2 separate regions of the Mus musculus genome follow, and region 2 is linked to region 1. Evidence: chromatin loops called from intact Hi-C (ENCODE). Cell type or tissue: left cerebral cortex. All regions are shown on one strand. Links, peaks and the distances in the headings refer to the core of each region. The heading gives the core; the rest is flanking DNA. Region 1 has its middle 18 kb from the start of Gm39364. Region 2 holds the start of Gm30447.

Evidence for each region. Hi-C counts contacts between places; a loop is a spot of excess contacts. Peaks named below come from ENCODE experiments on the same cell type or tissue, not always from the same donor. Only the 100,000 strongest peaks of a DNase experiment are listed, where the experiment ranks them.
Region 2: a loop joins it to region 1, with 4 times the contacts of the local background. A loop is called at or near these places in 11 of 42 quality-filtered maps.

What each region holds. Positions count from the first base shown.
Region 1 is chr9:66,277,129-66,289,083 of GRCm38, forward strand. No RefSeq gene overlaps it. Among named protein-coding and RNA genes, the nearest start is that of Gm39364, 18 kb to the right of the region's middle. In left cerebral cortex, for the core only: CTCF peaks have their summits at 5,641 (motif pointing right) and 6,890 (motif pointing right); a DNase peak (open chromatin) is centred at 6,897.
Region 2 is chr9:66,345,267-66,357,221 of GRCm38, forward strand. Gm30447 reads right to left here and starts at 8,388. Exons shown (of 2, transcript XM_006511600.4): 1 at 5,355-8,388; 2 at 5,059-5,252. The coding sequence starts at 5,805. The coding sequence ends at 5,077. It overlaps Herc1 (HECT and RLD domain containing E3 ubiquitin protein ligase family member 1), which reads left to right and starts at 5,184. Exons shown (of 78, transcript NM_145617.3): 1 at 5,184-5,355. In left cerebral cortex, for the core only: no CTCF peak of the experiment used is centred there; DNase peaks (open chromatin) are centred at 2,322, 5,167, 5,865 and 7,138; H3K4me3 peaks cover 2,962 bases; H3K27ac peaks cover 1,797 bases.

The DNA.
Region 1 (11,955 bases), core at 2,442-10,441:
ATGTTGGCCCTCCCCAGCTGGGTCCTGGGTCATTGCTTTCTCAGACCCTTTTAGTAGCCAAGCTGTGGGCTTTGGGCCTGAGGGTGCATTTCCTGGTTGGAGAGGAAACAGGGCAGACGTTCCTGAACAACTGCAGACCTCATCAGTCGCCTTCACTCAGTGCTAGCCCTGGAAAGCCCCACCAGCTGTAAGAGATCATATTCTGGAAAATTCTCCCTCCCCTCCTTAGTCAGGCAACAAATTACAGTGCCCAGGATCTGCTTAGCCACAGTGTCGTCAAGTGAGTCTCGCAAGCTTGTCTGATTTATGATGTGCTACTGAAGGTACTGGAAGTGACAAGACCCTCCCTCAAAAGCTGGAATCAAACCGTGATGGTATATGCCTTTAATCCCAGCAGAGGCAAGTGAGTCTCTGAAAGTTCGAGGCTAGCCTGGTCTACAGAAGCAGTTCCAGGACAGCCAGGACATACATTTACAGAGAAAAACTCTGTCATTCATACTTATCTATATGACTACCATATATATGAATACTATATATATGACATATATATATGTGAATATATGTATGAATATATGTGCGAATATATATATATATATGTACATATATATATAAAATCAGCTACCAACGTATTCACGTTTGACAGGTTCTTTCTTGGCTGGGCCCAAATCTATTTCCCCAAAGATCCACCCATTGCCCCCATTCTGTCTTCTGCAGTCACATGCATTTAACACATGTGTAGACAAAAACGGGAACATGACAGGTCCTCCAGAACTCACAGTTTAATGACAGGAAGAAATAGGAACTAAGCCAGGAGCTGAGGAAGGAGCCTTCATTCTGACGGATAAGGCCCCAGTGAGCTTTTGAGATGCTCCTAAAGGACAAGATGCCTTGTGTTTGCAATGGGTCTACAGAGTCTGCAGTACAGGACCCACCTGAGCAGAGACTCGGAGGTAGGAAGAACTTATACCTCCTGAGGAGGTGGGGTGGTCTGGTGGAGTATGCTCAGGAAGAAAGCACTGTGAAGATGATGGCTTCGAATGTAGGCTTGAGCCTCCTGGGTGATGGGGAGGTGACTCTTCTTTAGGGCTGTGGTTTAGATCAGCACCTCTTAGTGTGGTCTCTGGCCAGCAACTGGAAACTCGTCAGAAGTACACATTTTCTAGCCCACTCCACCTTTCCTGTATTAGAAGCTCTGGGGGTGCTAAACAAGTTGCTTAAGAGATTCTGCTATGATACTTTAGAAAAACTACTCCTAGAGGCTAGAGAGATGGCTCAGTTGGCAAAGTGCTTGCCTTATAAGTATGAGAACCCAAGTTCAACTTCTAAGACAGATAAGGCAATATATGTATGCATTAATCCGGGCACTGGGAAGGCAGAAACACAAAGATCCATGGGGCTCACTGACCAACCAGCTTAGCCTAATTGGTAAGCCCCAGGTCCCAGTGAGAGACCCAGTCTCAAAAAACCAAAGAGAAAGGCTTCTGAGAAATGACCCCCGAAGGCTGATCTCCCGACCACACAAGTACCGGCACACATTGGATTGGGTGGGGCAGCCTGTGGAGGAGACAATTCAGACTATTGGGATAAGCTAAATGGGTTAGGCAAGGACCTGACCTAGGGAGAGAGCACAAGGAACCAGACATGTTAGGGTTCCTCTGCTACTTCACCTATTAGCTACCCAGACGAGGACAAGACAGATGGGCCTCAGTTGCCAGTCTTTTTGACTCCAGTCAAAGAAAGAATCGGACATGGAGGATGGATGTAAGGACCAGTGGGAGATACCTGCAAAGCTCTCAAATAGAGAGAACAACTGCCTAAGTTTGCCTGAACCTGGGCAGTTTCATGGGACAGAGTTCCAGAAGACGAAGATGGAGCTCCAGGCAAAACCATGGTCAACGTCACTGGATCCACTGCACCTGAGAAAAGGTGAGTATTCCCTGGCCCCCAGGATCAGGCTTGCTGACTGTTGATGTAACCTCACAGAAGAAGACCTTCCCTGATACCATCCACACCTCCCAGCTGGCTGTATGCAATTCTACCTTAATTGCATGAGGCATGAAGTTCCCGATGGTATATAAGCTGAGGAAGACTGAAAGACGTCCCGTCGAGGTGACTCTGGAAAGTCATCACCTAAGCTTGGCAAAGACTTGGCAGTGTCCCTGCTTCAAGATCAGCCACTATTCTGCCAGTAAGCCTCAGCTGTGCTCTGTGAGAAAGCCCAATAAACTCATTTGTTCACCAGAGTGAATGTGGTTGGAACTGTGCCGTGATTGCCTTTGGGGACTTATGAAGTGGGAAGAGATGTTTATATTCCTCAGAGAAGAACTGTTCTCAACAGTGGCAAATCTAGGGATGTCCAGTACAGGACTGGACTTCTGGTCACCTTACCCCATGGCATGCTGTTTAGAAAGAAGCATTTGTTAGGGTGTTTGTGGAGGACCAAGTGAAGGATGGAGTTCTTGGAGAGTCCCAAGTTGATTCTCAAGCATTTTAGTGGCATCTGAAGTTGCCTGTCTCTCTTTTCACCCATTTCTGGTGCCTGTTGAGCTTAGCAGATGCTCCTTCTGCAGCCCTTCCCATGGCCTGGTTATGCAGATTGGCAGGAAAGAAGAAAGGCCCAGACAAGGGCATAAAGACAGCACTCCCTGGCTGTGCTGCTGGCCAGGTGCCTAGGTCACCTGAAATACAATAAGGCTCATGGCTCTCAGACCTTGCTGATGCTGCTGGAAGCTGAAAATACCCAGGGCACTGGCCTGATGCCTGGGTGGCTCCTCTGGGCCAGGAGTAGCTATGATGTCTCCACAGGGTTCTTGGTACTTCAGCCCAGGCCTCTGTGGGGGAAGGGCAGGGCCACACCTCTCACCTTTCCAACAGGTTGAGTATTTTAAACAGACCAGGCTTTTTTGTCCTTTATCCTAATACTTGTCCAGGGGGAGGCAAAACTACTTTACAATGTTTACTCAACTGAGAGCATCAGGCAGAAAGATACTTCGAGAGTTGAAGTTGCCAAGTTGACAGGATCCAGAATCCCCTCCAGACAAATATCTGGGCGTGTCAGTGAGGGAGATTCTAGTTTAGGTTAACTAAGCTGGAGAATCCCACTGCAGCTGTGGATGCTATTCATGGGGCTAGGGTTCTGGACTACATAACAAACAGAGATCTAGTTGAACCCCAGCATCTGTCTGCCTCTGCTTCCACACAGCAGACACAGTGTGGCCAGCCACTTCACACTCCTGCTTGTATGCCTTTGCCACGATGCACTGTATCCCAACTGTAAGTCAAAATAGACCTTCTTCTATTTCTTCTCCTTCCTTTTTCTTTTTTTTCTTTTGAGACAGGGTCTCACTAGGTAGCCCTGGCAGGCAGGTCTGGAATTAATTCACAATATAGACCAAGCTGCTCCCAGACTCACAGAGGTGTGAGCCACCATGCCTCCTAGCTTTAAGTTGCTTCTGACCAGGTGTTAGGTCTCAGCAATGAGAAAAGTAATTTGCATATGTCTTTACAGGAAGTGAGCACAGACATTCTGAAACCACAGCAAAGCCTTTCTTGGTCTGCATGCACATCCCTAGATCGAGGGGGGTGGGGGGACCAGGATAAATTGTGATTGTCTATACCTAAGGCTTAGTGCCTTAGAGCCTAGGGCACAATTGGTTTTCCCCCAAACTGCTAGGAGGCAGCTGAGGTCTCTACTGAGAGAAGGGCACTGATGGAGGGGTGTAGTGCCTCTCTCCATGCCCACTGCTGGGTGATGGTAGGCAATGTCTCTTACCCCCTCCTCACTGGACACTGGCCCAGGAGGTGGGCTTTCCTGCTCCTCCAAAGCCTGTAGGTACTTACCTCTTTTCCCTAGAAAGTGTCTCCCAGCAGGATGTGCTGGCATGTGTCTTTAATGTCAGTACTTAGGAGGCAGAGGCAGGTGGATCTCTGTGAGTTCAAGATCAGCCTGGTCTAGATAGTATGTTCTGGCAAGGGCTACATAGACCGGTTTCAAGGGGGAAAAAAAAAAGAAAAAAGAAAATATGAAAATGTCTTCTAGCCTAGGTCCACGGTACTGATCTGAAAACCCTGGCCTGAGAGTCAGGTTAGGTCTCAGAGTTTGAATGACATTTCTGACATCTTCTTAGCTGGGTGATTATTTATTTATTTATTTACCAAGGTATTGGGCCTCAGCTTTCCCATTTGTAAAACGGGGGCATGCCAATATCTTCCCCGCAGGGCTCCTATGACTATTCGGTTGGATTAGCTAAAGCATGGCGGCACTTAGTGTACTGCACTCAGAAAGTGGCTTCTGTCCTAACAACTGTGCTTTATGGACTAGCGTAAAACATAAATTCATCAGTGAGTAGGCTGGATGGAGCAAATGGAAGAAGGAGATGGAGTTCCCATGGTGTTGTTTGCTGCCTCTGCCAACCACTCTGGTGACATGTGATATGTGATGAGCAAGGCCCTTGACGTGACATGCCTCTTGTTTCTCGTCCTTTGGTTTTCCCCAGTGCATGCTGGGGGCCGGCCCACATCCTGAACATTCTGTGAAGCTCGGTTGGTTAAGAAACCTCACTGCCCAGCTGCAAAGCACCTTCGCTTTCCGCCTGTCTGGCCCCTTCAGCTGCCTACGGCCAAATGCAAAGGAGCCTTGCTAGAGAGCAGCAGCAGCTGCTGCCTTCTTGCCGGTCTGCCTGTGCCTCTCCACTCCCCCCGCCCCCACCCTGTGGTTTGCATTCTAGAAGCATCTGCCTCACACCAGGTCTTTATTGCCTTCTGTTCTCACAGCCATCTTGAGAAAGCTTAGGAAACTAAGGCTTCCAGGGGGGTTGGCATTTGTTTTGTTTGCATTCAGAGACAAGGGCTCACTATGTAGCCCAGGCTGGCCTTGAACTTGCAACCCTCCTGCCTCAGCCTCCCCTGAGCTGGGAACCCAGGTGTATACCATGCCCAAATATTTCTGTCTTTTTGCTTTCTAGATGTCATATATGAGCAGCTTCTGTCATGATGTCTCACCACAGACCCCCAAGGCAGCAGAGGCAAGCAGCCATGGACCTAAACCTCCCAGACTGTGAGCCCAAATAATCCTTTCTTCTTTTTCTGTTGATTATCATAGGCCTTCTGTCACAGCAGTGGAAAGTTGGTAGTCTGAGGTCTTTCGTAGGCCCCAGCACTGCATAAACCATACACGCTGGTGCATGCCTGCAATCCTAGCACTCTGGAGCCAGAAACAAGAGGACCAGGAATTCAAGGTTATCTTTTGCTGCATAGTGAGTTGTGAATTTAGGCTAGCCTGAGCTATATTACTGTTTTAAAACAAAAGCAAACAGGTGACTGGAGAGATGGCTCAGCAGTTAAGAGCACTGACTACTCTTCCAAAGGTCCTGAGTTCAATTTCCAGCAACCACATGGTGGCTTATAGCCATCTGTAATGGGATTTGGTGCCTTCTTTTGGTGTCTGAAGACAGCCACAGTGTACCCATAGAAATAAAATAAATACACCTTAAAAAAAAAAACCCACTGTTCTCATTTTTAAAAAGTGAAAAAAAAAAAACAACAGAAATCAAACTAACACATCTGCATCTCCCCCCACCTCAACCCCCCAATGTGTATTGCTGTTTTGTCTGCACATAAGTGTGCACCATGTGCATGCAGTTTCCACAGAAGCCAGAAGAGGGCATCAGACCACCTGGACTTACAGACAGTAGTGAGAGCTACAAGGATTGAACCCTTGTCCTCTGGAAAAACAGTCAGCTCTGTTAACCACTGAGCCATCTTTCTAACCCAGGTTCTGCATCCTTGAAAAGATTTACAATGGAAGATGCTACTCTGATGGTAGGGATGAGGGACTAGTAGGCGCATAGTCATCCCTTTTTAAGGGCAGATGGCCAACTTCATCATTTGTTTTTCTGAGTGCCCCCAACTTCTGGGCTATTCCTTGTAATTTCTTATCTATTTGGCTCTCACTCATTCAGGGAGTGGGGGATGGGGACAGGGACTGAGCTTTGCTTTCCAGGAGCAGACTCGCTTGACGGAGCACCCCTGGGTAGCACTAGGGATGCCCTGACGCTCCTTGTGAGGCTGCAGCAGCTTTTGAACTCCTTCTCCCCTATAGCCAAGCTTTTAATTTCTTCCTTAGCAGCTGGGAAAAACAAGGGGAGAGGGCAGTGAGGTGATTAGTGGGCAAAGGTGCCTGCTGCCAAGCTTTAGTCTCATGCCCAGGATCCAAATGGTGGAAGGAGAGAAATGACTTTCGAAAGTTGCCCTTGAACCTCCACACACCTGCTATAATGTGCACATGTGCATGGGTATGTGTGCATGCATGCATACACATTCATGCTCACCCACATGAATACACACATACAGGCACTAAATAAATTTCTTCTCCCTCAACATTTCCAAGGCTTGAGCCTGCATAGCAACCATGCTGCCTTCTCTAGTGCCAGGGGAGAGCTAAGTTATCAGTAGGCAATCCTAGGAAGAGAACTCATGTTTATCAAGACATGAGTTTATCATGTTATACAAAGGCATTGTTCTAATCTCTTGTGTGTACTTTCCCTGACTTACCTACCACCTTTGCAGATGAGGAAGTGGAGGACCTTGGAAGCTATGCTGAATAAGACAAGGCTGGTAGATAGTGGAGCCAGGGTTTGGTTCTGGACTTTGAAGTCCATGTGCTGTTACTGTAGGCTGCCTTTGAGGGGCCCCTTGGAGGCAGAGGTCATGAAACTTCAGGAGTTGTATGGAATTCTACCCACACAAGGCAGTCCTGGACATTCAATGTGTGTCAACTGAGACTAACCTCAGCCAGTTTACACGGTGCTGTGTTGCCCACTGTCAAGGTCATAGGCACTCCCAAAGATTATTGAAGAGAAAAGCTTGAACCTTACGAGGTCATGGCCACCAGGTGGCACTGCAAGGACTGATTGAGATCTTTGTTCCTAGATCTGAAAGCCAGTAAGATATACCTGGTTCCTAAAACAGAGGTTCCAGGGAAACAAGCAAACCAATCAACCACAGGCCAAACCCTTGAGAGTCTGGCTTAATGTTTTGCATAGGCTTTGTGGAAATCTGCCAAGATTTTTTTAAAGTTTTAATTTTCAGAGTCAGTCAAATGCCATCTATATAGTTCAAGAATTTTCAAGTATAAAACAGGAGCTGGGGTTGCAGCTTAGTGCTAGAGTACCTGCTTTGCATGTACACAGCTCTGGCTTCAGTCTCCAGTACAAACACACACACACACACACACACACACACACACACACACACACTGTATAAAAAGTATGTAGAAAAAATCTACTCTTATATTTACTGCTATTAGTTATTTATGAATCCTTCTAAATATTACACATGTAAACATAATACATAACTATCTTCATACAAGATTTTATATGAATATATATTTTATATAGCAATATGTATATATAAAGCCATATACATATATATATGGATATATATATATATATATATATATATATATATATATATATATATATTCCTTCTTTTAAAACAGATGGCTGCTTAAAAAAACCTTGCTTTTGAGGGACTATTAAAATGGCTCATAGGAAAAAGACACTCACTTACAAGCCTGACAACCCAAGTTCTATCTCCAAGATCCAAATGATGCAAGGAAGGCAGCCAGGCATGATGGTACCTGCTTTTAATTCTAGCATTCAGGAAAGTGAGTTACAGGCCAGCCAAGGCTATATAGTGAGACCTGTCTCAAAAACAACAACAAACCAAAATGGTGGAAGAAGATAGCTTGACTCCAGCAGGTTGTCCTTGCTCCATACGTGCTGCCTGACACATATATGTGCATATGTGTTTCACATATATGTGCATGTGTGTTTCTTTCCTTCAAGGGAGAAAAAGATCCACTGTAGTCTTCCACTCAAGAAGACTCCCTGCCATTTAAAGAAGAGAAGTTAGTGATGTTAGCCATACTTCATTTTGTAATCTACAAATATGATGATAAATGTACACATTGCAAAGTGAACATATTTTAAAGTAAAATAGGAACAATTCATACAGTTTTGTTTTCCAACAAAAACAAAGGTGAAACAAGTGAAAATGATAACTAGTAACAGATGGTTTTATGTAGATCTTTATGTCGGCAGTAATCCTTTTTTTTTTAAGATTTATTTATTTTATTATATGTAAGTAAACTGTAGCTGTCTTCAGACACTCCAGAAGAGGGAGTCAGATCTCATTACAGATGGTTGTGAGCCACCATGTGGTTGCTGGGATTTGAACTCTGGACCTTCGGAAGAGCAGTCGGGTGCTCTTACCCACTGAGCCATCTCACCAGCCTGGCAGTAATCCTTTTAAAATTCTATTGATTTGTTTTGTTTTTTAAGACAGGGTTTCATGTACTCCAGGCTGGCTTTGAACTTGATATGTAGGTTGATTTACATTTTTAAAATTATATTTATTATTATTATTATTATTGTGTGTGTGTGTGTCTGTCTGTCTGTGGCATGGAATGTAGGGTGGGGGACAATGGGTGTCAAAGGACACTTTTTGGGAGTCTGCTCTTTCCTCCCACTGCTGGCTCTAGAAACTGAACTCAGGTTATCAGGCTTGCATAGTGCTTGTGTGTGTGTGTGTGTGTGTGTGTGTGTGTGTGTGTGTGTGTGTACCTGCTGGGTGGCTTGCTAGCCCTTGTTTGATTTTTTGATTGGTTGATCTCAGATTGTGGCTTTAGAGACGTTTTATAATCTGTATCATTTGATCTCTCAGCTTGTCAACTGTCAGTGTTGATAGTAAGCTTTCAGATGGTATTCTTGATTCTTGTATGCACAGAACGTCAGAAACCTTCAGTCATTATTCTGTCCCTGATCAGCTTTCAAGTGGCGCCGCTCATGTGACTTATCAGAAATTACAATTGCACGATGTTTGTGATAATTACCGTGGATTCTTTCCAGATGCTTCTCAGCACTTTGGCCTTTAGTGGACTTTGGGAACAGAGCCCAAAGCCTCTGTTATCTGATGATGCCAAACTGCAGCTGCACATTTTCTAATGCCCTAGGGATGCAGGCGTGACAGCTACTGTTCCCCAGCCACAGTGACCTGCAGGCTTTTGCTCCTGATCTCAGAGGTCTGTTTGCCATGGGGTAGGATCATGCTGTTACATAGGATATACACTGGGTCATGCCTTGTTTCTTTCACGGAACAATATAGAGATTTTTATCAGTTTGTAAAAAACTACTGATTCTTTTGGGGATTAAAACACAATGATATTATTTCCCCCTTCACTTTCATTCTCCTTTCTCAATCACACACACACACACACACACACACACACACACACTTTTTCAAAATTATGGCCTCTTTATCTTTGTTATTATTGGTGTTGTTTTGTGTGTGTGTGTGTGTGTGTGTGTTTGTTTGTTAAAATATTCCTAAATATATAAATACAATCTGACCCACTCAGTCCATATAAGATTACTTGTGTGTGTATGTTTTTATTATTTATTTGTTTGTTTGTTTGTTTGTTTTCTCTGAGACCAGTTTTCTCTGTGTAGCCCTGGTTGTTTTAGAACTCACTCTGTAGACCAGGCTAGCCTTGAACTCACAGAGACCTGTGTGCCTCTGTTCCAGGAAGGCTGGGATTAAAGGCATGCGCCACCACTGTCCAGCATTTGGGTATGTTTTTAAGGCTGACCATTTGGTGCTGAAGAACGAATTACTGTGCTCTTCCCTGGAGAAGACTCTTCTTCGGGGCCTCTGCATCCCGTAGCTGCCTGTAGTTCTTTGTCCAGACCTGGGCCTTGCAGGCTTTCCCTGTCCACATTAGTGTGATCTTTAGTGTCACCCTTGCTCAGGTCATGTTGGGATAGCCATGTTGAAGAGACTTCATGAGTGAAGCTTCTGACATTTCTAGGAGTCACATCTCACAGCAGACTCCCTGTTCCTCTGTCTCGTACTGTCTTTCTGCCCTCTCTTCCACAATGGTCTCTGGATTGTAAGTGCAGGAGCTGAGCTATAGATGGATCCCTTGGGACAGGGTTCCACACTTCTGCATTTTAATTGGTTGTGGTTTTCTATAATTATTCTTTGTCTGTTGTAAAGAGAGGTTTCCTTATGAGAGTTGAGAACAAAACTGTGAGGTGGTAGTTGTTGACCCATAACTTCAACCTCATTCTTTGTTATAACCATATAGTGTTCTATTATAGAGATATAATGTTTTGGGGGTTTGTTTGTTTATGTCTTGAGATAGAGTCTCTCCTAGGTTGGCCTGGAACTCACAGTCCTCTTGCTTCAACCTCCAGAGTTCTGGAATTAGAGGTGGGTAATAACACACCTGACTCTATATCGTGTGTGTGTGTGTGTGTGTGTGTGTGTGTGTGTGTGTGTACATGTATATATGCAAGCCAGAGGTCAGTGTCAGGTGACTTCATCTCTTGTCCTTCATTGTATTGTTTTAAGATGTGGTAGCTCACTGCATCTGAAGCTGATCAATTTGACTGGACAGGTGAGCCAGCAAGCCCCTAACACCTTCCTATCTCAGATTTCTAAGCAGTAGGAGTATCCCCATGTAGTCTTTTAAGGGGTGCTGGGGATCTAGAGTCAGGTCCTCAGACTCACGTACAAACTACATTAAAGACTGAGCCATCCTTCCCAGCCCTGGATATCGTACTTCCTTCAGATTCATAGAGGCATGAATACTGCTCTTGTAAAGGACCCTAATTCAGTTCCCCAAGCTCATGCTGAGTGGCTCACAACTGCTTGTAACTCCAGCTCTGGGGAAGCCATGGTCTCTCTGACTTCAGTAGGCACCTGTACTTACATGCTCAGACATACAGCAACAAACACATTTACACATAATTACCTTGTTTTAAAGATCAGGGGCTGTAGAGTATTCAGTGGTTAAGAGTACTTGCTGCTCTAGAAGACCCAGGTTCAATTCTCTATACCCATATGGCGGCTCAAGGCCACCTGTACCTCCAGGTGTAGGGGATCTGATGCCCTTTTCTGACCTCCTCAGGTACCAGGCTTGTTCACGGTATACATACATACATACATACATACATACAAGCAAAAAACCCCATACACATGAAATAAAGTAAATAAAAATGTTAATCTTAATAAGTAAACACAACAAAAGGAAAAGCTTAGATTTAGTTAAGACCTTTTATGGATCCAACAACAGCCTATTCCTCAGTTTCTTACCCTTTTAACAGGAACAATTCTATGACTTTAGTGTTTACCATAGATAGTTTTATACCTTTTGCTTAAATGCTTCTATATCCATAAAGATGACATGGTATCATTTTGCAGGTTTTTAACCTTTATTTGTGCTTCATGATTTCTAATTTTTCACTTAATATTATGGTTTTGAGTTAAAAAAAAAAAAAACATGTGGCTCTAGTTTATGTGTGTGTGTGTGTGTCTGTAATAGCATTCTGACCTCTTCCCTGCCAATGGGCACTTTTTCTTATAAGCATCACCATCCTGCCCAAGTGTGAAAGTTCCTCTACAAGTAGAGTTTAAGGCTCCTGAGGACAAATGACTTTAGCTTACTAGGTATTGCCAAATTGTTCTCTTAATGAGTTTTACTAACTGAGTGTGCCGCTGACACTCTCATGTATATTGATGCATCTATCGTTCTATTTGAACTTAAGATGCCTTCCTTTTGTAGCATTCGATGGGGGGTCCTGTAGCAGCCTTCTAGAACTTCATTTCTATTTAAATTCAACAAACATTGCTTGGCAGCTGTTGGGAGCAAGCACTGGGAATGATCAGTGTCAAGCTGGCCTTCCTCCTGGCCCTTGAGAGGTTTACTCTAGCAGGCGAGAGAGAACCAAGCATGTCACTAACCAACCACATGAAATTGTCCATGAGTTCCAAGCAGGCCTCTGTGGTTGCTTTACTGTAGAAGTGACTGTTTTTATTTTAATGAAGATGTTAGTTTTTATTTTAAAAGGAAAAGGTCTTCTTAAAAACAGACTTTGGAACTGGGGGTGTAGG
Region 2 (11,955 bases), core at 1,561-9,560, 67 kb after region 1:
CTGCGAATATTATTCACCCTTCACCGTCTTTCAGTTTGTATTGTGTTGCTTTGTCATGATGGCTATTTTCCATGCAGGTCTTTGGCTCTCAAGCATACATACCAAATTGACATGGTCTTGCCCTTGATATGCAGCTGAGGATGATCCTCCCCCTCCCCCCCCCTTCCGGTTGCAAGTGCTGAGATCCGGGCATGCTCTGCTACACTCTGCCTTTTTAAAATTAATTTTAAGTGGCCTGTAGAATTAGTCGATTCCAAATTTTACTTATCCCAAGAGAACATAGTGATGGGCACCTTGAAAAGAACCTACTAAGTTAGCTATTAAAGGTCTATAAATATTAAGGTACAATAAATATCCTGCCCTTGCCAACATCCGTTTTCCCTGGAGGGGCATTACGGTAGTATCAACATGTTTCAGTTGGGCACCTACCCTTGCAGTTCAGCTCTTCTCTTTCTTTCTTTCTTTCTTTCTTTCTTTCTTTCTTTCTTTCTTTCTTTCTTTCTTTCTTTCTTTCTTTCTTTCTTTCTTTTTTTCTTTCTTGTCTTTTTAAAGATAGGATCTTGCTATAGCCCTGACTAGCCTGAAATGATGTAGATCAGCCTGGCCTCAAACCTGCAGCAGATGCTCCTGCCTCTGACTCTGTCTCTTTAGTGAAAACTTCTGATGCACATAGAGGGATAGACTCCATTCTTGACTGTTTGTTTAGCTTTTTTTCCCCCCATGTACATGAATTGAACCCCTACATTTCTAGCATAACGTATGACTAATAATACATGTTTGATAGTTGCAATAATTATTTTTAGAGTTTTTTCCCCTTTTTTTGTGGAACTATGATTACAAACAAAGTGTTAACAGCTATCTTGGGTTGGGGATGTAGCTCAGTTGCAGAGTGCTTGCTTTATGTTCATAAGACCCTGGAACCATCCCCAGCACTGTGAAAATAAGTAAATCAACAAAATAAGGCAAACCTATTAGGTTTCCTCCCCCATCACCTTGCTGAGTAGAGGCAAGAATTCTGAGTTAGACCACAGATACCACAAACAACACAACACAACAGCTGGATATGGTTATGGTTGCATTTAACTGTAATCCCCAGCACCTGGCAATCTGAGGCAGGGGGATTCCAAGTTTGAGGCCAATCTAAGATACACAACCAAATCTTTCCAAAAACAAACAAAAAACCAAAAAACCAAACCAAGAACCAAAGACATCTATAAATAAGTATAAACAAGCCATAAGCTAAACAACGTAGGTATTGTTACCATGTTTTGGAAATGTCTCTTGGGCTCTCTGTTGGATTACCTGGATTAGGAAGACTGGCCTAAGGGACCAAGCCTGTGAAGTGGAATGTGTTCTCTCTTTACGTGTTTAAATACAAGCCATAGGCAGTGGTGGCACATGCCTTTAATCCCAGCACTTGGGAGGCAAAGGCAGGTGAATTTCTGAGTTCGAAGTCAGCCTGGTCTACAGAGTGAGTTCCAAGACAGCCAGGGCTACACAGAGAAACCCTGTCTCGAAAAACCAAAAACCAAAACCAAAACCAAAACAAAAAAAACCCACAACAACAAAAAACAAACAAACAAAAAAAAAAAAACCCAAAACAAACAAAACAAAAATACAAGCTGTAAGAACAAAATGTTTTTAATTATGATTTTTTTCCTCCATTAATCCTATCTTTCTTCAAAGCTAATAGGTGTATAAAATGACTCCACATCAAAGACCCTTTTCTAATGGCTTAAGAGCTGTGCATTTTATTAGAACAAAGCAGAATCCACAACCCACAACAGAGCAGTTTGCTGAAGTCATTCTGGAGCTGACTTACAGATCATCCTTCACCAGCCTTTGAGCTCTCTTTGCTTTTCTCTCCCTGACTTCCTCCCCTACACCTTTCTTATTTGTTCAGTACCCTGCTGGGTATTGTAATGATCTATTCTCTTCTTCCATTTCCTCCATTGGACCAGAACCTCCTTGAGGGTAGGTGTTAAAGCTTGTCAACAGTCTGTTTAGAGCCTCATACAATGTGTGACCAAAAATAGTTCCTCAGTGGAGATGTGCTAAGTGAATAAATGAAAATGTCTCAGATAATTTCCTACATTCTTTGACTTTTTTTTTTTTTTTTTTGACAGAGTCTTACTGTCCCTTTTGCTGGCCTGGGGTTCTCTATGTAGACCAAGCTGGCCTTGAATGCATAGAAATATGCCTGCCTCTGCCTCTCGAGTGTTGCAATTTCCAGTGTGCACCACCATGCCTGGCTTTTTGACTCTCATACTCTTGGGTAAGGAGTAAGTCCATTTACTCACAGGCAGAAAAGGGGAAGGCAGGTTGCGATTTCCTGTGACAGCAGGACTCTTATCTGTAGACTCCTGAGTTGGCAAGTTTCTGTTTTCAGAGTCATGGTTCAATACATTCTCTGAATCCTTTTAGCCTTTCCCTTTTCCTCCATATTTTTACTCTTCTGATTTCGCTTCCAACTTAGCTATAGCTTTCGTTTTAGAGCTAAGCATAGCTTATAGGCAGATGCGAGATGAAAATGACACATTTTTCTGACTTTCCAGTCCCTGACTGTGGTGCACGAGTACAGAACGTGCCTTGGGAGGCCAATGGTGGCATATGCAAGCAGGGAGAGTTGCCTCTCTGTTGTGGCCATGGTGCACAGCTCAGAGAGCTATCAGGACAAGGATCCATTATGATAGTGAGCCCTTGGCCTTGAGAACACATTTCCATTTTTCTAGGGGAGATCTGAGGTGGTAGAGGTGGGAGGCTGATGTTGATGAGGCTTTAAAAAAGTGCTGATTTGAGTACTTGAGTTTGGAAAAAGTGGTATGGCCAAAGTCATGGTGGAAAGTAGAGTTTCCTTGCTGACATTGATTTGTAATTGTATGTGGGGTGGAGAAATTGCTCAGCTGTTAAAGTACTGACAGTTCTTTTAGAGGACCCAGGTTTGATTCCCAGCACCTACGTTGTGGCCCATACAGTGGTGGGTAATGTCAGTTCCCAGGGGTCTAGTCCCATCTTTTGGCTGTTGTGGACACTGCATGCAGGTGGCACACAGGCATGTATACAGGCAAAACACTTTACACAAAAGATAAAAATAATAAGTGAAAATTTAAAAAGTAGTTGAGTGCTGTTGGACTCAATTATATTTAGTTCTTTGCATATATCTCCTAGGGAGGAAGCTAAATAGAGGGCAAGAGAGGAAATGTCTTTTTTTTAAAAAAAGATTTATTATTTTTAAATGATATCTATGTGTATATGTGCATATCTGTATGGGGGTATGCACATGTGAATGTAGCTGCTTGCTAAGGCCAGAGGTGTCAGATCTCTCTGGAGCTGGAGTTCCAGGCAGTTGGGAGCCTCCTGATATAGGTGCTGGGAACAGAACTCAGGTCTGCAAGGCAGTGAGTGGGAGAGGGAGAGAGTGGGAGAATGGGAGAGGAGAGAGAGAGAGGGAAAAGAGGGAGAGAGAGAGAGGAGAGAGAGAGGGAGGGAGGGAGAGAGAGAGAGAGCACGCAAAATGTCTGGATTCTATAGGGAGAAGCCTCTGGGGGAAGGGCAACCCAGCCCCTGGGCTGCAAAGCTCACATTTGGGGGCAGGGTATGACAGGTCGGAACTGAGGGATGCAGGGAGAATCAGGAGGCCAGGTCTGCTTTGATATGAAAAATATGCACCTCAGTCCCTTCTCCCCAGGACCAAAACCAAACACCTGAGACCATAAAAAGCACTAGCAACAATGTCATCACTCCATGCTAATCTGCCTCTCATACCTAGACTAGAACACACATCTTATACATAGAAGTTTATATGCACCATTAGAAGTTCTATTTAGTGATTATCTCATTATCTATACTCCTCTAAGGAGGAACCCTGTCATAATAACTAATATTCTAAATGAACAGATTAGGAACTGAGGTCCAGGGAAGCCAAGCAAGCCATTCCAAGTCACACACAAAGCTGAGAGTAGCTTTTGTCTTAGGCTAAATTTGTATGATACACATTTCCAATTGAACCAAAGGGGAGGAACTCAGTATGTGGACCAAACTGGCCTCAAGCTCACAGAGATTGCCACCCCACCCAGCTGCTTATACCATGTATGTTTATGTCTTTAGCACAAGAATTTTTTAAAAAGATTTTATTTATAACGTCCCCCCTTCCCCAAAAGCCTTTAGTCCCAGCACTCTGGAGCAGAATCAGGAAAAAGCCTGGTCTTCAGAGAGTTCCAGGACAGCCAGGGCGATGCAGAGAAACCCTGTCTTGAAAACAAAAACAAATTCATGTGTATGTGTGGGTATGTTAACGCGAGTGCAGGTTCTTGTAGCGTTCAGAAGTGAGTGTTGAAGTTACAAGTGGTTTTGGACATCCTGAAGTGAAGTGAAGCCAAGTCACTCTGTAAGAGATAGCCCTCTTAACCGCTCTCTCTCCAGAAAAACCTTTTGCTGAAGGTGGCTACAGTGGTGAGATTGGGAGTCCTTAAGTACAGAGGCATTCAACAATATCAATTCAACATTTGAGCGCCTACATCTATGCTAGACGTTGGGCTAGATGACCAAGTTAGTGTTCTTCCTCAGAGTGCATCACTGTATAGGTCAGGGTCAAGACCTGTACTAAAGGTCAATCCTCCCGTGTTCCTCAGACAGGGCAGAAGTTGGTCAACTTAAACACTTGCTTGGGCGTAAACTTAACCAGCCACAAGGTTAAGGGCAGACTGTGATGGGAGATAAAGGGAGTAGAGCGCCCGGCAAGCAGCCGAGATAAAGGGGTGTGGCCGGCCGCAGCTTTTTCTCTCGGTCCTCGGCAGCCCCGAGGCCTCGGCAGCATTCGGACCCCGATCCTCTTGCAGACTGTCCCGTACTCATCCTGAACACATCCACGCTCGCCTGATCCTTCAGCGCCCTTTGTGAAATGCCCCCAATTGATAGTTCCCTACGGGCACACGTGACTCCGCGAGGACCCAGCGGTTAAGAGACATGGGGCGGTAGAGTGTCCCCAGTACCCTCACAGGAAGGGTCTCCCGGCCGGCGATGTACTCATCGCTTTCCCATCACTGCCTAAGCCGGCATCTTCTCTCCCTTTTCCTCTCAGGTTGCCTCCCACCTCCCGCGCGAGGCCCGGAGGAGGCAGGACCAGCGCTTCTGATCTCGCGAGAGTTCCCTCATAAGTCCCGCGAGACTCGCCTGCCGCTGCCGCTGCCGCCGTCGCTGCCGCCGCTGCCGCCGCCGCCTCTTACGTCTTTCCCTTTGACAAGTCGCCGCCGCTGCAGCAAAAATATAAAGGACGCGGCTAGCGCGGCCGCTGGCCAGCCGGGTGCCGGGTGCTGGAGCCGCACCCCATCGCCGCCAGCTCCCGACCCACGTACGGTAGGTAACACGTTCTCTTTCGCCATCGTGACCTCCCGAGTGTGTGATCGGCTGGCCCGGCCGAGCCGCTCGGGGCCGTTCCGGGGCCGCCCGCCGAGCGGGACTGCTGGCTCCGGGTGGACGGCGGGCGGAGGCCCGAGGAACCCCTGGCCCCCTGGAAGCCTGTTGGAAGCCGAGCCACCTGCCGGAGGGAGGGACCCGCCCCTGAATAAGCTTGCAGTCTGCGCCCCTCAGCGCCTCAGGGGTCGCGTCTGTGACCTTCTCCCCTTTATCCGCTATCGAGCGCGTCTCTCTTAGCTGGGACTGGGACTGGGGAGCGGCTCTCCCATCTCTTCCTCTTGAGGAGAGTCGCGACTCCGGTGCTCCCTGTCGCCGGCCGACTTCGGAGGGGTGGAGGTTGAGACCGTGCGTCTTTCTCCTCGTCTGCGCTTTTGGGTGGGGGCTGCTCATCCTTTCGGTAAACCTTTCTCTGAATCTCTCTTCGGATAAAATAACAATTTCTAAAGCCCTTGCTACCTGGAGCGGAGACGAGGCGACAGTTGTGTAGTCTCCAGGGTGAGAGGTGGATGGTGGTGATGACAGGAGCTAACCCTGGGAACAGTGATGGGTGGCAGGTTCCCAGGAGACACGAGGACAGAAGCTTGGTACCTACCTCTCCCAGGAGGTTATGTAAAGACGCGATGTATGTATGTATGTATGTATGTATGTACTATGCATGCATGTGTATGGTAGCTGTGAAGCACAGGGACAAAAATCTCCATTTGCGTTAGTTTTAAAAATGTGTGTAATACCTTGAAGGTGTATAGGTAATCAAGAGTGATAAATTCCAACGAATTAATAACCCATCTCCAGAGATAGCATTTCACTGTTAATATTTTGATATATTTCTAACAGACTCTTTTGTTTTTTAAGAGTACCTAGCTTGTCCTTGAATGGTACTTCCTTATTTTATGTATGTTCCCAAAATGATTTGTTTTATTTGAACCATTCCTTTGGCCCACTTGATTAAGCCGGGTTACTTGTTCATTATCATTGGCTGTTCCCAGCCGTCACCATATTTCATTGTGTCTTCTTTCAAAATGATTGTTGCTCAAATAGCTTTAAAAGTCAAACCTTAACATTGTTCTTTTTGGATATAATATCTGAGTTATTTTTATAGTTTTTCTTTTTTTGTGTGATGAGTCCTCTAAATCGGGCCGGTGTTTATATAAAGAAAAGAAAAATTAATTGCGATGAGGAGAAAGTAAGCTTCAAAGTTTTTAAAAAATTGATGGTGATGTGCCTTTGATTATATGTTTACATACCTGTGTGTTTATACAAGCAAAAGTGAATGTCCCGAGTGCTCGTATTATGCATAAATGCACGTGTCAATGCATGCTTGTCCTCTGCACTTGTAAATCTGTATATTTTAGAAATAGGTTAAAATATTTTGTCATGTAGTTTGAGAAAAAAAAACAGCATAATGTAGGACAAAGAACAGTCAATTATATTTTTCCCAAATCACATGACCGGATTGTATGGCAGGTTGGAAGCCTGGCATCTTTCAAAAGGAGGATAGATTATCAGTTGTCATTGAAATGGATGGCCTTTTAAGGCCTCTTGGAATCAGCAACTTGTATGAATTTTGCTTTCCCTAAGGTTCTTATCACTTTGCTTCTTAAATTTCTGGTCTTGCCAGTTCCTTTCAACATGGATGCATTGATTTGCTGGTTATGTATTTTCTCTGTGCAGTCGTGCTGGTGGTATATGGAGGAGAAGCAAATGCATCACATAGTCGTCTCATTAATGTAAACATGTGAAAATATTTTATTTAAATGGATAACGCATTGAAATGGATAACACGTTAGAGGAGGACGTGCTGTTTTTGGTGTTGGATTGGTTAGTAGAAGACGCATGTAATACATGGTGAAAAGTCTTGGTGTTGTGAGCAAAATGCCTGGGTTCAGTGGGCAGCTGATTTTAAAGTGGACTCTTAGACTGTAAGTGATAATGTTGATGCTGTATTTGTGATAAGGGAAAATTGTGTTAGGTAAAAAGCACACTTGTGAAACCAAACTCGAGCTTTAGGTGGAGGCAGAATGATCAAGATTTTCAGGCGTCTTGGCTATGTGAGAGAGATCAAAGCACGTGAACAAGCCCTTGAAATTTTGTAGGTAATCAACCATAAAAACAACAAACAATTATTTTTCATCATATATAAAACTTTGTCTTAGTATACCCACAAAACAGGTTGCTAGGGATACCTTCTAAATATTATCAAGATCTTGAACAGAGAATATTGGCTGAGTCATTTAAAAAGGAGATTGTAAAGTCAGCAAAGCCACTTCAGCTAGTATTTTTTTCTTTTAAACTAAAAGGAGCACAAAATAGGTACCTAATAGGTACTTTCTGATGACTTTATTTTTTTCTACTGGCCCTTAAAAATTAATGGGAATATTAAATTCCAGAGGAGATCTACCAGCAAATAAATGTGATGCTGAATCAGATGATGGCTAGGTTTATTTTTATTTTTTCTTTTTGATACAGGAGCTTGTGCATCTTAGGCTGATTTTGACTCTAGTTGAGACTGGCCATGAGCTCCTGATCCTCCTGCTACTCCAAGTACTGAGAATACTGAGGATACAGGCATGTGATACCATACTGGCTTGTTTTGTTTGTTTGGTTTTTTTGAGATGGGGGTCTTACTTTGTAGATCAGGCTGGTCTTGAACTCATAGAGATCTGACTGTCTCTGGGTCAGAGTCATTAATCCTGACCAATTTCTAGGTTTCTCGTAACTTTCTGAATATTGTTTGTTTATTTTTATTTTTTGTAAAAATACTCTCATTTTTGGCTCATTTGATTTTTTTCTTCATGATTAGATTTGAAGTTTTGTGTGTTTTGATTATAACACTCTGTATCAATGCATTTTACTAGGGGGCCCATGTTATTGATGTGCCTGGTTACTAATGATATTTTAACCTTGATCATTTGTTCTGGTGGCTTCTATTGGGATAGTCTAGGAGAGGGTACTCTTTGTCCCTTTGTATTCTCTTTGATATATTTATATCTTGTAGGAGGTTCTTCAAAACTATAGACTGTTTTGCTCAAACTTTCTCCCCTTGTTTGTATTGTAAAATATACGGTTATGGTATTTGTAGTTCCCTTATTCTGATATGTATGAATTGGACTTCATCTGTCAAAGGACATTTGTTAATTTAGTTATTTATATCAGTATGGTAGTGTGCATATTCATTTGATTCTACAGACTGTTGTCCAATATAATAGCATTATGTTGTTCACATTGTTTCAGTTTTGGCCACAGTGTGTGTGTGTGTGTGTGTGTGTGTGTGTGTGTGTGTGTTGATTAAAGGCCAACTTGTAGGAGTTGATTCTCTTCTTCCACCATGTGGATCTTGGGGACCCAACTCAGATTGAAAGCCTTGATGAGAGGCACCATTAGCTACTGACCACCTCACCTGGTTTGTTTTGTTTTGTTTTCCAGACAGAGTTTCTCTGTGTAGCCCTGGCTGTCTTGGAACTCACTCTTAGACCAGGCTGGCCTCGAACTCAGAAATCTGCCTGCCTCTGCCCCCCAAGTGCTGGGATTAAAGGCGTGAGCCACCACGCTTGGCTTGAGTTAAATAATTGTTTACAGTCTACTAAATATTAAACATCTGTTATATTATGGGTAGGTTATAAGCTAATACAATGCAGGATTTTTAACCCTTTTTACTCATGATTTCCTTTTGTCAAGTTTTTAGGTGACCCTAAATAAGTAGTTATATAAAGTAAGTATACAAATGAGACATTTACTGATAAGCATAACTTATTTTAAAATAGCTGTTTTTATATGCATATGGATTTACTAAAGATGAAAACAAATTTGAATACTGAGAAGTGGGTTTGTTTACTTATTTTTATAAAAGAAATTAACTCTTGCTGAGCATTTGATACTACAAGACATAGAACATCTTCCAGCATTTTTTAAAAAGAGTTGATCGATATTTTGGTTTTATAATCAACGGCATTGAGAGTGCTGCTTCTCATAAATTCATAGTACAAAATTTCAGGAGTATATTTAGAGCCATTTTAGTAATTGTGGAAAATTCTGTCCTAATTTTGATACAAAAATATTTAATGACTTTTTATGTGAAAGTCAAGCCAACTTTAAAAATCAAATGTTCTAACATAAAGAGATTCAGAGATATTACTTGGATGCTTGTATGCTAAGGATTGATAATAAAAATATTAGAAGCTTTGTTTTCTGTAATTAAAATTATTTCTATAAAAGCACAACATTTTTTTTGCATGGTAAAAATACTGCAATCCGTAATTTACAATATTCTCAGTCTGAGCCATGGTAATTCCAGCATTGCTTCTTGGCATTGCACAGTGCCATGGCATGCATAGTACAACGCATACACATTTTAGCTTCAGTGGAGTCACAGGGTGCAGCATGGGCAAGTGCTGCCAGAGACACTTTGGATTCCTTCTTGTGTCCAGAAACCTGTTAGTGTAGCTAGATTTTTGGCCACCCTTGAATTTAGTTAAATGATCGGATCACTTCCCACAGTTTAAGAATCAGACTATAAGGGACCAGAGAACAATAGATTTTGTTATCTGCCAGGAGTGGGGAACTCTGGAACCTATCCCCTGAAGTTACTGAAGGATAACTATATTTATTTCTCTTTGTATGATGACCATGAGTTTATATCAGTACCTTTTCCTCCAACACTACAAGGTTGCTCTGACCTTCTGTTACTCCTTATTTGTATTTTCTTTCTGTGACAGAAGTCTAGATCTCAGTATCATAACATATTTGCTAACTTTTGGAGTATCCAACAGATAGTTATTTGCTTATGAAAAGTATTCACAAGGTTATCTGTGTGCAGTTTTTATCTTTAGCTATTTAGGTTAGTTGTTTTATTCTCTGTTCTATTTAGTGTGACTGTGTTACTTTAGTGCAGTGTAGTTCAGTTCCTTTGTTGCTTCTTTGTATTCTCTTTTGATTGCTCTCAGTCCTGGTTGATGTTAACTAATTATTGTTATGGATGATGATGATGGTGACTTCAGATAGGATCTCCCAAATAATCTCACACTGGGCTCAAACTTGGTATTCTTCTGCTTCAACCTTCTAATGTTTGGATTATAGGCTTGTATCATCATATGTGGCATTATTGTTAGTTTGGGTTTGTGGAACAGTACAGTTACTGAATGCCACTGCTATTTGACTTTACTATGTAAAATGATTACTCACATGTGTCCCTCTATCCTACTGTCACATTCCTCTGTCTCTATCTTTGTTTGTACCTCTTTTCCATGTTCATTAAGGAATCCAGAATTTAAATTTAGTTTCAGATTTATCTCTTCCTCAATTATTTCACCAAAATGAACAGATTACATGCATTTAAAAACATTAAACCTCTGTTTGCAGCCCATGGTACAAATATGACCATTGGAGGTCAGAGGACAATTTGGAATTTATTTTTGCTTACATGATTTGTGTCTCAGGGATCAAACTTAGGTCATTAGGCTTAGTGATACGCACCTTTACTTTGTGAGCCATCTCACCAGCCCCTACATTTTGTATTATTTTTTCTCAAATAATTTTTTAATTGACACAAACCACATAGCATAAAACTCACCCTTTTATTTATTTACTTATGTAATTTTTGAGACAGACTCTTAATCTGTTGCTCAGACTGACCTCAGATTCCAGGCCTCAAGTGACTCAACTGCTTTTATTCTCCTGAGTAGCTGGAACTACAGGCCTATGTCACTTTGCCTTATCAAAACTCTCCCTTTAAAGTTTACAAACCAGGTTTGTTTGCTTGTTTACTTTATTTTCAGGCAGGTCTCCTCTGCCTCAAACTTGAGGTTCTCCTGGTCCCTTCTAAGTGCAGGGTTACAGAACTTGACTGTTAACAGTTTATTATTATTATTTAAAAGCATATTTACAATATTGTACTATTTATCACCTCTGTCAAATTCTAGAACATTACCCCCAAAAGAAACCTTGTGATCATTAGCAGTCATTTCCCTTGTCTATGTTCTGTTCTACTTTCTATCTGGGTTTGCTTATTCTATTCTAAGTTTTTTGTGTAGATGGAACTGTATAATATGTGGTCTTTTGTTCCTGATTTCTTTAGGTTAGTATAATTTGTTTAGAGTTCATTTATGCTACAGCATGTATGAGTACTTCAGGTGAGTACCTCTGCCAGAATGATATCTATATAACACATTTTATTCATCCATGTGTCCGTTGATGGACATTGGGTTTTTTTTTTTTAAACCTCTCAGCTACAGGGAACAGTGTTACTATGAATATCCATATACATTTTTGTGTGTATGAACATATATATTTTTTACTTTTTTTAAAAAATTATTTTATGTCTATGAGTACACTGTAGCTGTCTTCAGACTCAGCAGAAGAGGGCATCAGATCCCATTACAGATGGTCATGAGCCACCATGTGGTTGCTGGGAATTGAACTCAGGACCTCTGGAAGAGCAGTCAGTACTTTTAACCACTGAGTCATCTCTCCAGCCTGGGGGTTTGCCATCTTTTTTTTTTGGTTTTTCGAGACAGGGTTTCTCTCTATAGTCCTGGCTGTCCTGGA